Linked DNA regions of Homo sapiens: region 1 is linked to region 2. The links are chromatin loops, found by intact Hi-C in ENCODE. Cell type or tissue: gastrocnemius medialis. All regions are shown on one strand. Links, peaks and the distances in the headings refer to the core of each region. The heading gives the core; the rest is flanking DNA.

The links. A loop is a pair of places that touch in the nucleus more often than their neighbours do. Peaks named below come from ENCODE experiments on the same cell type or tissue, not always from the same donor. Only the 100,000 strongest peaks of a DNase experiment are listed, where the experiment ranks them.
Region 1: a loop joins it to region 2, with 4 times the contacts of the local background. A loop is called at or near these places in 1 of 110 quality-filtered maps.

Annotation. Positions count from the first base shown.
Region 1 is chr18:57,764,509-57,771,073 of GRCh38, reverse strand. The region is part of intron 1 of ATP8B1 (ATPase phospholipid transporting 8B1); the gene reads left to right. Among named protein-coding and RNA genes, the nearest start is that of ATP8B1, 36 kb to the left of the region's middle. In gastrocnemius medialis, for the core only: no CTCF peak of the experiment used is centred there; DNase peaks (open chromatin) are centred at 1,903 and 3,693; H3K27ac peaks cover 3,124 bases.
Region 2 is chr18:58,310,085-58,318,502 of GRCh38, reverse strand. It overlaps NEDD4L (NEDD4 like E3 ubiquitin protein ligase), which reads right to left. Exons shown (of 31, transcript NM_001144967.3): 6 at 2,471-2,521. Among named protein-coding and RNA genes, the nearest start is that of MIR122HG, 130 kb to the left of the region's middle. RefSeq lists an enhancer at 1,849-3,048 and silencers at 7,842-7,941, 7,747-7,969. In gastrocnemius medialis, for the core only: no CTCF peak of the experiment used is centred there; DNase peaks (open chromatin) are centred at 2,505, 3,254 and 4,052; H3K27ac peaks cover 5,000 bases.

The DNA.
Region 1 (6,565 bases), core at 1,566-6,565, 550 kb after region 2:
CTGACCAACATGGTGAAACCCTGTCTCTACTAAAAATACAAAAATTAGCTAGGTGTGGTGGCACGTGCCTGTAATCCCAGCTATCAGGAAGCTGAGGCAGGAGAATCGCTTGAACCTAGGAGGCAGAAGTTGCAGTGAGCCGAGATCGTGCCACTGCACTCCAGCCTGGGCGACAGAGCGAGACTCTGTTACAGAACAAAACAAACAAAATTCACATCCATGTTTCTAGAAGAACGGTGACTTTAACTCGTATCTGACTGTCCCTTTGCTGTTCTGTCCTTAACATTGGGGCATGTTGACATGTTTTCACCTACAGGTATATTGCCATGAACTTGCGATCTGCCGCAGTAGGCAAGCCCCAGTATACCTGTCCCCTGCGTGTGGTTTGCCCCCAAGGGGTAGCCTCCCCACTGGCTGGCTTGCAGTGCATCTCAAAGTCCCTGTCTCAGCCTCTCCTTCTCCTCTATCCCATTTCTACCCATCTGGAGCTCCTGCCTCAACAATTTGGCTCCAGGGGTACCCTGTTCTGAGGGTGGGCCGGCTGGAGGCAGGAGAAAGGAGCCTTGTGTCTCACGGAGTGAGGAAGATCCCAAACTGGATGGAGGCAAAGTGGATGGTAACTAAATTCTGTGGTGCCATTGCATATAGAACACAGGCCTGTCAAGGCAAGTGGCATTTTGTGGACTGCTCTGGAAAGTGCTAAACAAATTTTGAGACATCTAACCGAAATGTGAAATATTGGACTGCGGTTCCCATTGGCAGCTGGGGTGGGTGGGCACCTAGGGAAGCTTGCTAGGCTGAGGCACTTCTGCCTGAGTGCAAGAAAAAGCAGTTCTCATTAGCTGGGCATGGTGGCATGCACCTGTAGTCCCAGCTACTCAGGAGGCTGAGGCAGGAGAATCGCTTGAACCTGGGAGGCAGAGGTTGCAGTGAGCTGAGATCGCACCACTGCACTTCAGCCTGAGTGAGAGAGTGAGACTCTGTCTCAAAAAAAAAAAAAAAAAAATGCAGTTCAGCAGTTCTCAGCATGAGGGTTTTATGAGCAGGATGCTGGGCTGGCTGGGTTTTAATCTGGACTCTACCGCACACTTGTGAGACCATGGACAAGTTTCTTGACCTCAGTGTCTTCATTTATACAAGGGGAATAACAGGACCTACCTTATTGGATCCTTGTATATTTAAATGCATTTGTGTGTGTTAAATGTTTGGTATGGTACTTGACACATAGCATTGGCTCAATAAATGCTAGCTGGTGCTATCATTAATACATTATGAAATCAGAATTACAAATAAAAGTTCTTCGATCAGATCTACTATTTGCTGTGCATTTGGGATGCCCCAGGCTCAGTGCTCCTGAATGAGCTTACTTTCCCCACATCCATTTCAATTATCTACTCTGGAGTCATCTTTGGCCGTTTCTTGCCATTTGAGATAGTCCGATGGCATTTATGATATTTTAAAAATCAATTTAGAGTGAAGTGTGTGTGTTTTCATGAATTAAGGCTCAAACCAGTTGCCTACTGGCTTAATGAAGTACTAGCAGTTTCTTGCTTTACCCCAGCACCTCCAAGGAGCCTTGCACTGAGTTTCTTGCTGGTGGGTCTTGATTTTTAACTAAATGAGGAATTGGTGAATGAATGGTCTTCCATTCACAGTGGGTTTGGAGTGGGAAGGCGCACGGGCATACCTAGAAAGGCTCTAGAGAAACTAGCTTTATTTGAACCCAAGGAAGGCATTTAATAGCAGAGCAGGGAGAAGGGAGCCAATCAGATCTGGCAGGGCAGGCCCAGGAGGAAATACGGCTCTGAGGATGGAAGAGTCGTGGGGCAGGCAGAATGCGTGGCTCTAGGGAATGGCGGCCAGGCCTTCCTGGCCATCAGAGGTTTTGCGCAATGCATACACTTGGCTCTGCTTTCTTTCTGAGCTGGTCCTCCCCTTAATATGCCTGGGTCAGACCACGGTTGAGCAAGGAAGCTGTCCTGTCTGAGTACACTTCCCAAAGCCACCTGTCACTCACCATCAAGATAAGGATACTCAGCCACCCACCTTACTCACTGGGAAGCTGCCCACCTGATCCTTCATGGAAAGTGGAAGGCGGGCTCTGTTTATCTAGGCTGGTAAAGTCCTTGTGGAGCAGCTGGGAAAACAAGAACATCTCTGAATTTGTAGAATTATCATCTACCTCTGGCTTCTTGGACTTTTTAACTGGTTACAGTGTTTGCTGCTATGGTCAGCCCAAGGGTTAAGCCTTTCTCTTGGGTGTGTGTTTCATTTTACAGCATAACTCATTTCCTCCTTGCATCAATTTCCACTTCTATCCTTGGCATAGGGATTTGTTACCAACTTGGCATGCAACCGTCTCTTGCATTTTATTTTTAGAACTTGGAGTAAGGATTAGCTATGTAATATTTTGAATCCTTCATACTGACTTTGGTAAAATACACAATAGAGAAAGCTTTAAAAGCTTAGCTTTTTTTTTTTTTTTTTGGCATGTAAACAGTAAAAATGGCCTTTTAGAATTCTAATCTGGACTATGTTTTCCTCCCTCAATTCCCTTGACTGGTTATTTTTAGGATTTACAGATGGCTTTGGAGAATAGGTATGATTCTAGGATTCTTCTTAGTAGCTTAAGAAAATTCTTTTTTTTCTTTTCTTTTCTTTTCTTTTTTTTTTTTTTTTTTTTTTTTGAGACAGGGTCTCACTCTGTTGCCCAGGCTGGAGTACAGTGGCATGATCTTTGCTCACTGCAACCTCCGCCTCCTGGGTTCAAGCAATTTTCCTGCCTCAGCCTCCCCAGTAGCTGGGACTACAGGTGCCCCCCACCACACCTGGCTAATTTTTGTATCTCTTAGTAGAGATGGGGTTTCACTATGTTGGCAAGGCTGGTCTCGAACTCCTGACTGCAGGTGATCTGCCTGCCTCAGCCTCCCAAAATGCTGGGATTACAGGCGTGAGCCACTGCTCCCAGCCAGAATTCCTTATATCTCATTATAAAAGTGATATCTAGGATATTTGTAGACTGTATATAATGTATAATTGTTAATTGTCTTGCTTTATACCCTATAGATTTTTTAAAAATCAATTTAGAGCTCTCTGTGTATATATTTGTATGTGTGTGTGTTTTCATGAGTGAAGACCCAAACCAGTTGCTTGCTGGCTTCAGGCAGTAAAACCAAAATGCCTGGCAAGTCTTAGATCTAATCCTGCTTATACTTCATTTCCTGGACCAGTGCTGGCTTAGGGAACTTTCTGGGATGATGAAAGTGTTCTGCTTTTTTTTTTTTTAGATGGAGTTTTGCTCTCGTTGCCCAAGCTGGAGTGCAATGGCACGATCTTGGCTCACTGCAACCTCTGCCTCCTGGGTTCAAGCGATTCTCCTGCCTCAGCCTCCTGAGTAGCTGAGATTACAGGCGCGCACCACCAAGCCTGGTTAATTTTTTGTTATTTTAGTAGAAACAAGGTTTCACCATGTTAGCGAGGCTGGTCTCGAACTCCTGACCTTAGGTGATCCACCCACCTCGCCCTCCCCAAGTGCTGGCATTACAGGCATGAGCCACCGAGCCTGGCCCAAAAGCGTTCCTGTTTCTAGCCCCTAGTCACAGGTGGCTGTTGAACACTTGAAATGAGGCTAGTGCAACTGCTGATCTGGCTTCTAATTTTAGCTAATTTAATAGCCACACATGGCTCGTGGCCACTGTACTGGATGGCACAATGGCCTTGGGTTTTTCTTACCTGAGCAGCAGAAGGCTTTCTGAGGAAATGGAGCTTGGGTTGTGTGAGATGATGCGAGAATTAGAGGGGCATGTACAACTGCCCCCTTCCCCACCTGCTTAGTCTGCGACTCTACTGGACCTATGCCTTCTCCCGGAGCTGATGAGCTCACCTTAGTTCTTAGAGCTTCAATTCTTGAATGCTGCAAGCCTGCCTGAGGTTGGCTTCCTTTTATCCTGTGGATAAACTGTAGGATTCCAACGTCCTTTTTGATAGACCTCACCTCTCTCTTCCTTATTCATTACTTTCCCCATCACTCTCTGACTGCCCATGACATGGAAAGATTTGCAATTTCAAGAACAGGCTGTTCTTACCTCTAGACCTGTGCAAATCGGACACTCTCCACCTGAAATGCTCTGTCCCTTTCATGCACCTGTCTGACTCCTACATGTCCTGTAGGTCTCAGGTTAGACCTCAATTTCTGCAACACCTCCTCTAGGAAAGGCTTTCTTGACCTCTCCTAGGACAGGTGGATGCATTACCTAGTATGTATACTGGGTGGATTCCCATCACAGCACACTTGATTGAAACTGCTTCTTTACCTACAAGTCCCTCCTCCTGCCCTAGAGCTTCTTAAAGGGTGGTCCCTGTACCGGCAGCACTGGCATCACCCGGGAGCTTGATGGAAATGAAGAGTCTTGGACCCCAGCCCAGTCCCCCTGAGTCAGAAATCCTGAGTGTAGGTGCTAGCAATTTGTGCTCAACAAGCCCACCAGAGGATTTTCATATGTGCTAAAGTTTCAGAGCCATTGGGCTGAACTCTTAGCCCCATTAAGGTAGGATGTGTGATTTTTGGTTTCCCACTGTCCCTAGCTTTTAGCACACTGCCTGGCTAGATACTTGAGAAACACAGTCAGAGAAGAAATTCCAGTTATTCTTTTGGCAACTTGTCTGATCAGGAAATTTTTTAGTTGAAATCAGTTTAAATCTCTTCTCCTTTCTCCAAAGGAGATAAAGAACAACTGAGTACTTAAAAAAAATTTATTGTTATCTGGGCTCGGTGGCTCCTGCCTGTGGATCACCTGAGGTCAGGAGTTCGAGACCAGCCTGGCCAATATGGTGAAACCGTGTCTTTACTAAAAATACAAAAAATCAGCCAGGCGTGGTGGCAGGCACCTGTAATCCCAGCTACTTGGGAGGCTGAGGCAGGAGAATCACTTGAATCTGGGAGGCAGAGGTTGCAGTGAGCCAAGATGGCACCATTGCACTCCAGCCTGGGCAACAAGAGCAAAACTCTGTCTCAAAAAAAGAAAAGAAAAGAAAAAAAAATTATTGTGATAAAATATACACAACATACAATCTACCATCTTAACATTTTTTTTTTTCTTTTTGAGACAGAGTCTTGCTTTGTTGCCCCAGCTGGAGTGCAATAGCATGATCTCAGCTCACTGCAACCTCTGCCTCCGGGGTTCGAGCGATTCTCCTGCCTCAGCCTCCTGAGTAGCTGAGATTACAGGCACCTGCCACCATGCCCGGCTAATTTTTGTATTTTTAGTAAAGACGGGGTTTCACCATGTTGGCCAGACTGGTCTCTAACTCCTGCCCTCAGATGATCCAGTCAGCTTCCCAAAGTGCTCGGATTACAGGTGTGAGCCAATGCGCTTGACCTTAACCTTTTTTTTTTTTTTTCTTTTGAGACAGAGTCTCACTCTGTCACCCAGGCTAGAGTGCAGTGGCGCGATCTTGGCTTACTGCAACCTCCACCTCCTGGGTTCAAGCAATTTTCCTGCCTTAACCTCCTAAGTAGCTGGGACTACAGGTGCCCGCCACTATGTCTGGCTAATTTTTTGTATTTTTAGTAGAGACGCGGTTTCACCATATTGACCAGGCTGGTCTCGAACTCCTGACCTTGTGATCCGCCTGCCTTGACCTCCCAAAGTGCTGGGATTAAAGGCATGAGCCACTGCACCCGACCCAACCATTTTTAATTATACACTTCAGTGTCTTTAAGGGCATTCACATGGTTGTGCAGCCATCACCGCCATCCACCTCCAGAAGTTCTTCTCCAACTGAAGCTCTGCACTCATTAAACAACTCCCCTTCCTCCCAACCTTTGGCAACCATCATCCTGCTTTCTGTCTCTGAATTTGCCTACTCTGCATTCCTAATGTAAGTGAAATCATACATCATGTGTCCTTCTGTGACTGGTTTATTTTACTTAGCATGTCTTTATGCATGTGCCAGGATTTCCTTTTTAAGGCCAAATGATAGTTCCTTGTCTCTATACCACATTTTGTGTATCCAGTTATCAGATAGCATTTGGATTGTTTCTACCTCTTTGCTTTTGTGAATATCACTGTTGTGAACATGGGTCTACTGTATAAATATCTGCTCGGATTCCTGCCTTCAATTCTTTTGGGTATATACCCAGAAGTGAGATTGCTAGATCCTATGGTAATTCTATGTTTATTTTTTGAGGAACCATTATGCTGTTTTCCACAGTGGCTACACCGTTTTATATTCCCACTGGCAGTGCAAAAGTGTTTCAACTCCTCTGCAGCCTCACCAACACTTATTTTCTGTTTTTTTTTTTTTTTTTTTTTTTGACAACTGAAAGTGAAAAGTTAATTCAAGAATAGTGTCAGGCTGGGCACAGTGTCTCACACCTGTAATCCTAGCATTTTGGGAGGCTGAGGCAGGTGGATCACTTGAGGCCAGGAGTTTGAGACCAGCCTGCCTAACATGGTAAAACCCCATCTCTACTAAAAATACAAAAATTAGCCGGGTGTGGTGGCAGGAGCTTGTAATCACAGCTACTGAGGAGGCTGAGGCAGGAGAAACACTTGAACCCAGG
Region 2 (8,418 bases), core at 1,963-6,962:
TCAGCGTAGTAATGACCTCCCATGCTCAAGCGATCCTCCCACCTCAGCCTTCTAAACAGTTGAGGCAACAGGCATGTGCCACCATGCTGGGTTAATCTTTAAGTTTCTCTATAGAGACAGGGTCTTGCCATGTTGCCAAGGCTGGTCTTTAACTCCTGGACTCAAGCGATCCTCCTGCCTCGGCCTCCAAAAGTGCTGGGGTTACAGGCATGAGCCACTGTGCCTGGTCTATTTCCTTTTATCTAAAGCTTGGTGGTTTTGACAAATTTTGAATCTACAGACTGTTAATAATCCACCTTGACAATGGTCATATACTAATCAAGAACACAGCATCCATAATTCGATCCACAAAATACACGCATATGCTCCCGCCCTCTCCACACTCATACCTGTGTGCTATCACACAAACAGAATGCCACTGTAATTTCCCCATGAGCATCCTATACACACGACCAAACATACACACGAAAGCACCTGAAATCCTGGATTCAAAAGCCACGTGCATTCAGAACACGCAACTTGGGTTCTACTGCCACATGAATAAAGAATATACCTTCACGCCTCTCCTTTTGTTTTCTTTGTGGTCCATCTCTCTGACTATAGTTGGCTGTGAACAGCTAGTCAGTTTGAAGTATGGAGGTGAAGCACGCCACTGCAAGTTACCCTCTGGGCACACGAGTAACTAGGGGCACTCGGTCCTCTCTGGGCGTTCACGGCTCTACCCTCTGCAATCGGCTGGCTTCTATTCCTGCCCTGTGCCTCTGCACCGCTTCCTTCTTTGAAGGCTCACTGACCCTGCCTCCACTCAGAATCCAAAGCTAAACTATTCTTTATACTGACTTGGCCTCGGAGGAGGAACCTTTTTCTATTTTCTGGGAGCCCTACTCAACCTTTCAAGACCAGGTGCTGCTCACTCACTCAAAAAAGAGCTTGTCAGAGCAAGGTTTTTAAACATGTCACTTTTGCCTCTTACCAAATATTAGAATATTTGCCTCTCAGAAAATAATTTCCCCTGGCCAAGATGTGGTTTTTACATTAGGGAAAGGGTGGCTGGAGACGTCCATAAAAGAGCTGGCCCATCAACCAACACTGTCTAAAAGTGTGAGAGGATCGCAGCTTCAGTCTGAAGAACATACACAGAAGACCTCCCAACGTAGAAGGATGCGAGGTCTTTGCTCACAAAAGGTGAAATAGTCACATCCTCCCAACGTGACCTGAGAAGAGCAGTCAGGTTTCTGATGGCTCATGGAGTAGTTCTCACGCAGAAGCCCTGGGCAGGCCCCTCCCGTGGCACCCTGGAGCTTCAGAGTTTTAAAAAGAAACAAACAAGATATTTTAAGAATATCACTTTCACTTCCAGTCCTTTGGAACCTTGCGACTTTCTTCCTTAACAGCTCCCCTGAGTGAGTAAGAGTAAATTACTTGCTATCACCTTCCTTCACAACACATCTTCAAAGCTTACTTGGTATTTAACATATGGAAACAGCCATAATTTCCACACAGCAGGAAGCTTATGCTAGCTTTAAATAGCTTTAAATAAAGTAAATAAAGTAAAGTCACTTTACTTTATAGACTATTTATGCTATTTGCTCACACAAAGCATTTAAAAAAATAACACAATGCCCTTGTAAGGCAGAAACATTCGCCTTTCCTCTCTCAGCTGCTACTTCTATCACGTCGTTGTGCTGCCCAGGGAAGAAGGCCAGGAGGAAGGCTGGGACAAGCCGGAAAACTGAAGCTGGAATAGGAGATGGGGATCCACCTTTCTCAAGGCCTCCAGGTCCTACCTACACATTCTGTCTGCCCTGCCTCCTGTTTCGGGTGTCAGCCCTAATGCCCGTCACTAGTCAACAGCCTCGACTGCTCCGCTACTTTGAGCAGAGAGAAATGGCAGCACCACACATGCTAACTCAGTGCGTGTTCCAGCGAGGGTGGGTGTTCCCAGCTGACAAGTTCACTCAGAATGAACAGGCTCTTCTTTTGTCACCATGCTGACTGAGAAAGCCAGACACCAAAATCTGGGAAATGCTATTATAGTTTGTGTACAGGAATCCAAGAGAAATGGCATGTGCGGTTCCAGACAAAGAGTGCAAACATCTGATGGGACCCGGAGGATGCATTAGGAAGCAGAGACAGTAAGTGACAAGAAGGGAGGCCTGAGTGAAGGAGGTGTCTGTTTTGTAAGATGTGATACACAAAGGTGGAGCAGCTGAAGTGCAGAAAAGAGAGGGAGCTGGTGGATGGGAACGCAAGCGCACGACTCAGGCACCCTTGACTACTCTTACAGCCAGCTTCTCCTCCATCCCCTTGAAAGGACCACTTTCCAGAAAGGACTAAGGCCACAGCACACGTGCTTCATTTCAGCCTTCTTCACCGTGGTGAAGAAATGCCACTCTGAAAATACACTGACTACAAACAATTAGAAACCCCCGCCCCCAGCACGAAGCATCAAACATGAGACTGTCCTTACCGGAAGGTGACTAAGGGGCACGTCCACCTGGCCCAGGAAGTCGTCTCGTGTCTGTTAGGAAGAGAACAAAGAGTTAGTGTTTCCATTTCTTCACTGAGCGTCAGCATTTCCTAAAAATGTTTTATCATGAATAGAGACAAAGGTCCAGGGCCTGGCACTGGAATGTGGAGGGCGGAAGGCCCCGAGGAGACACGAGTAACCACACCCCGGGAGACCAGGAGCCCGTGCGCCTGGACTGAGCTGGCTGAGATTCTGTCTGGTGTCTGCTACCAAGCACAATGCTATGGAAGCCTCTGTAGAAGCTGGGAGAACATGATCAGTCAGGGAAGAGACAGGCAGGGTTTGAGGGCACAGCTGGGCCCAGCTGAAAGAGAAGATGGCAAACAAATGCTGGGAACATTTTAATAAGTGTTTACTGATCCAATGCTAAAAACTAAAGAGCTTCTTGAGAGCTGAGAGCCAATGGAAAAAGTATATGGCCTAGTTACCAATGCATCTTACAAACTGCATCTCACAAAAAAATACACACTTTTTAAATCCAGTAAGTACATTGTTTTTTTTTTAATCTAGTAAGTGCACTGCTTCAGAGTCCACGTATATGGATCAGGTCCTGCTAATTTTTGGACACACCATGCCTCTCCCTCTCCACATCTACCATACTGCACGTATCTCTCCCGACTTCAAAGAGGCCCAGGTGAAAATCATTTGGAGCCACGCACCAGTCCCCTCTCAGGCTCTGGGAGTCATCTGGGAAGTCATGATTCAGCTCCAGAGGTCACTGGCCTGGACCACAGTCACACTATATCCCTCAGTTACGGTGCTTGTGGCATGGCCTCTGATGTTTAGATGACCCGAGAAGCAAACTGGAACACAATGACTATTTGCCGCTCTCATATAAAAAGATGCAGCTGGTTCCACCACATTCAAAATGCGTAAAAGCTGGGCAGTTCTTTAGATATGATGAGACCAGCCCCATAGCCAGCTTGAGCCACCTAAGAAGGAATCCAGCCTACCTGGTGCTGAATCCTGGCCTCTTATTTCTACTCTGCTAGTTTACAGAGGAAGTTTCTAATTCACATATGCTATTTTTCAAGTGTACTTGAAAAACATTCTCTTCTTCCATTTAAAAGGAAGCAGCAGGTAAATATGAATGAGATTTATTGAAATGACTTGCTCCAAGCGTAGGAATTCCTTTTAGATAATTGAAAAAATTTGATGAACTGGAAAGCCATCTGTCTCCTCTAAACAATCCATTCTGGATAATAAAAAAATCAAAGTTACCACGGTTTGGGTATGCATGAAGAATGAGACTAGCCCCAATCCTTTTGATGAGATTTTCATTTCTTTTACTTTCTTAGCTGTATCTACTACAACTCAACGTGGAGACGCCTCATCTAGCATAGAGCGGTAAGAGGAGGTGCCCACAGATTCTGTATGTCTTACCAAGAGCAGCAGTCAGCAGAAGGCCTTGAGAATAATGACAGCCTTGCTATCCAGCTCACAGACCTAATCACGCTGCCCCAGTGACTCACACCAATGACAGTTACACAAGGAATTAGGCAGTGTGCCTGTTAGTTCTCTATTTGGCTGATTTCACTATTTTTTTTTTTTTTTGAGACAGAGTCTCTTGCTCTGTCGCCCAGGCTGGAGTACAGTGGTGCAATCTCAGCTCACTGCAACCTCCGCCTCCTGGGTTAAAGCGATTCTCCTGCCTCAGCCTACTGAGTAATTGGGACTACAGGCACACACCACCACGCCCAGCTAATTTTTGTATTTTTAGCAGAGATGGGGTTTCACCACGTTGGCCAGGCTGGTCTCGAACATCTGACCTCCAACGATCTGCCCTCCTCGACCTCCCAAAGTGCTAGGATTACAGGTGTGAGTCACCATGCCTGGCCTGATTTTGCTATAATTTTAAAGCTAATATAAATATCAGTTAACTGTACTATAAAAAAAAGAAATTCACTGAATATTGACCATAAATTGTCTGCTTAATGTGAGCAGAGTAGTGTGGCCACTTGCCACCTCTCCTCCTCCTGCTATGGCTGCTAATGTGGGAAGGAAAAGACAATCAGCAGAAGGACAAGACAATCTTATTCAAAGCTGTTTCACAGCCTGATAGCTTTGAAAGGCTGCCCATGAATCATTAACCTAAGTGCACTTCAACAAAACTTCACAAAATATCTATATGCCCGTGTTGTTTTGCCAGGGAGACATCTGAGTTCTAAACTGATAAAACAGGTTAAAGCTTTGCCCAGACACCAAAAGACAGGCACCCAGTACTAATGGCTGGCAGCCAGTCTTTACACAGTGCTCACTCTCTGTGGGCTCTGTGCCAAGGCTGCGTCTAGTTCTCGCAACAACCTTCAGAGGCAGGTACAATGATTGTGCCCATTTTACAGATAGGAAGCCAGAGAGGTATGTGGCCAAGCTGCCCATCAGCCTGTGCCCTTAACTGACACTGTGTGCCATATGTCAGCAACTGGCAGGAAAGCAAGGCGGTACCAGCTCTGGGCTTCTGACTGGATGCTGGCTTTAAACGGTGTAGATGAGAAGGGAGGGATTCTGATGATGGCACAGTCTGATGAGACTTCAGAGGGTTCTGGTAAAATGCTTATTTGCTATGTTATCTTTACACTACCTCCTACTCCAACCGTTCCTTTCCTCAAATGGAATACAGTTTACCGAATTCCCTGAGGTACTGCAAAAGCCAGGAAACTACACTTATACCTTTTATCACGTTTTCTCATGATGTTAAAAAAATGTTTTAAAACAGTAAAAGATGAGACAATTTGCCATTAAAGGAAACGGAAGGCTCTTATTAGTTTACATGAATAGAGATGGAAATTATTTTTGAAATAAAATAGGGATCAAGCACAAAAATGCACATGGTCAAAATGAATTGGCTTAAACTAGTGTTTCACCAGTCAATGGAAGATGTAGTTGGTGAGAGATCTAGGTTTCAAAGCATCCCATTGCTGCTAAAACTACAGAAAGTTCAGGCCATGTGAAATATTTAGGTTAGGGACACTACACCGATTAAAAACAAAAATGGCCAGGTACGGTGGCTCACGCCTGTAATCTAAGCACTTTGGAAGGCTGAGGCGGGCAGATCACTTGAGGTCAGGAGTTCGAGATCACCCCGGCCAATATGGCGAAATCCCATCTCTACTAAAAACACAAAATTAGCTGGGCTTGGTGGCTCATGCCTGTAGTCCCAGCTACTTGGGAGGTTGAGGCAGGAGAATCGCTTGAACCCGGGAGGCGGAGGTTGCAGTGAGTTGAGATCATGTCACTTGCACTCCAGTCTGGGAGACAGGGCAAGACTCCATCTCAAAAACAAACAAACAAACAAACAAAAAATGTCTTCAACCCTGCAGAGGAGATCTAACAGGGGATCAGAGAACCTCCTGGTGCCTTTATGCCACAGGGAGGAGCAGGCATGTTGAAGGAACACCTCTGTTTGATGGTAAGAGGAACTGGGAGGTGTGCTAGTGTGTGGGATCCTGCCTGTGGGCCCCGGAGGGACAACGTTTGAGGCCATCACAGCACCCTTAGGTCATCACCACCACAGTGCAACACCTCATACCAACATTATAAAAGCATTAATCAAATCAATTTTTAATGATTTCCAATACAAAATTATTTCCATCAAGCATCAAGTTAACTACAATAGCCTACAAAACCAAATTAACTTCAACTCATTCGGTGAACATTGGTATTTCTTGTGGTTATTTTTAAGTGGTAAAATGCTGTCAATTTCCATGCCATTACCTGCCATCCAATTCTCAAGGTTGAAAATGTGCCTTTCAGTAACAAAATAATAGATGTTCCCTTCTAATGAGCCATCAAATATTTTTCCTGTGAAATGACAATGTAGAATGGAGCCCCTGAAACGTGTCCTATCAGGTGAAACAAAAATTCATATTCCGATATTGGAAAAGTTAAATAAATACACAAATAAAACACTGTGTCCTTTAGAGCTTGTGCGGTAAATACTGATGAACTACATTCAGGACTGCCACCCTCCCATTTAAAAATCACTACTAAGTAAGAAGGAGGGGACAAGTGGGCGCCCTGTTCATGCAGAGGGGTATGCTGCCACCAAGGGTGGATGCCACTGGGACCTGAAGCCCGGGGGCTATTATAATCGCTCCAGTGAAAGAGATTATAGCCTATGGGCATTTCCCCAGATGGGAGTGCACACTAGGTCAAATCTGTCAGCACTGACGTGGACGCCAGGCTTAGATGTCCTCACAAAATACTCAAGACTCAATTTCTCAAAGAACACATCCATTCAAACAACAACAACAACAACAACAACAAAAACCACAGGGACTCTTATCTTTAGGGTAGAACTGTACTTGAAGGATGTGATTCGAATCTTACTATACACCAATGACCACCCCACCCTATTCCTTTCAAGACAGAGGCGGTGGTAGCAGAGCTGGGTGCACAGTGAACTTCACACGGAAGCTCAAAGGGAGAGCACCTGACTGTGCAGAAGAAAAGTATTAAAGGAAGTAAGGGCTACCCACAGGTCACGCTGGGGTCCTAAAGACCCCCAGCTGGGAGCCCAGGGGGTTGAGGGTGCAAGGAGCTATGATCGTGCCACCAAACTCCAGCCGGGGTAACAGAGCAAAAGCACTGGTGATTCTTGGTAAAATGACCCATGTGTATTTCTGGAGCTATGTATCAAGGTAATATTTTTTAAGTTGTGAGTTACAGTCCCACAAATGGTACACAGGAAGTATTTTTTAAAGTTAAGCATAATATAGAACAGAAAATATCAGTGCCTCACATAAAACACAGGTATGTGCTATTTTGAGGAACTCATCTCAGTTACATGCATACATAAATGTGTGTACTAAGTTGTGATCTAAGGTTAATTTCTTTTTGTGTGCCATCAAAAGAATTAGAAAGCCACTCAACTACAGAAAAGGAAAACCATCCACTATTACCAACTGTCTGGGGTTCCATCCTCAAAATCATTAAGTAGTGATTTCCAAAAAAAAAAAGGTTTAGAGTTTCTTAAGACAAATGGAAGGGAATTGTAGAGAATTTAGAACATAAGTCAGACAATAATAGAATGTAAGCAAAGACAGCATATGATCAGATCTTTGTATGTTACAGATCGAGGTAAACATCACAGCTGCCTCTAACACTAAGCCAGAAAAACAACCTGGGCTTTCCCAGAGGACTAGCGAGTGCAGCTACCCCATCAGCTGTGCCACTGGCCGGCCCCAGTGCTGACAGAGGCCCTCAGTAATGCATGACGCCAGCTTTGGCATTACAGAGAAAAGGAAGGCAGAATGTTCCTTTTCCTCCTTCCACTTGTCAGGCACCTCAGCTTCCATCATGCAATCAGAGCAGGGCTGTGGTTCAGGAAGAGGTAAAGTGTGAGTGCGGTTCCACCCACGCTGGGCGTTGCATAACCCAAGGAAGGTTTCTGCACCTGGGTGGTGCCTCTGCCTTTCAAGGTGAATTGCTTCAAAATATGTCACTGAAATTACCTTAATCAAATAAGAGCCAAGTGGCACTCAAATAAAGAAAAAAGTGTGATGACATATTCTCTGAATGCACATACTCCTACCAAAATTCACTTCATATGCACCAGAACACAAAACCCAAACAAAATTCAAGTACTTTTTGGTAAACACACACAGGGCTTTTACATGGCCAGCTCCTCTGCCATTTAATTTTTAAGAAGTAAGGGACAAAATCTGCCATTCAGTTATACACAGTAAGGTGTGTCCTAGAGACACTGGTCCTTATTTATAACAACAAACAGGACCTCCATGTCAACAGAGTGTCAGAGCAAATTTGCAGGACTTTTACAGGCCCCAGGAAAACCATGCTGGAAGGCAGCAGAACTCAACCCTGCTGGCTGTACCTACAACCAGGAAGACCATCTATTTTGAGGAACACTTATTACTGAAGTTTAAAAA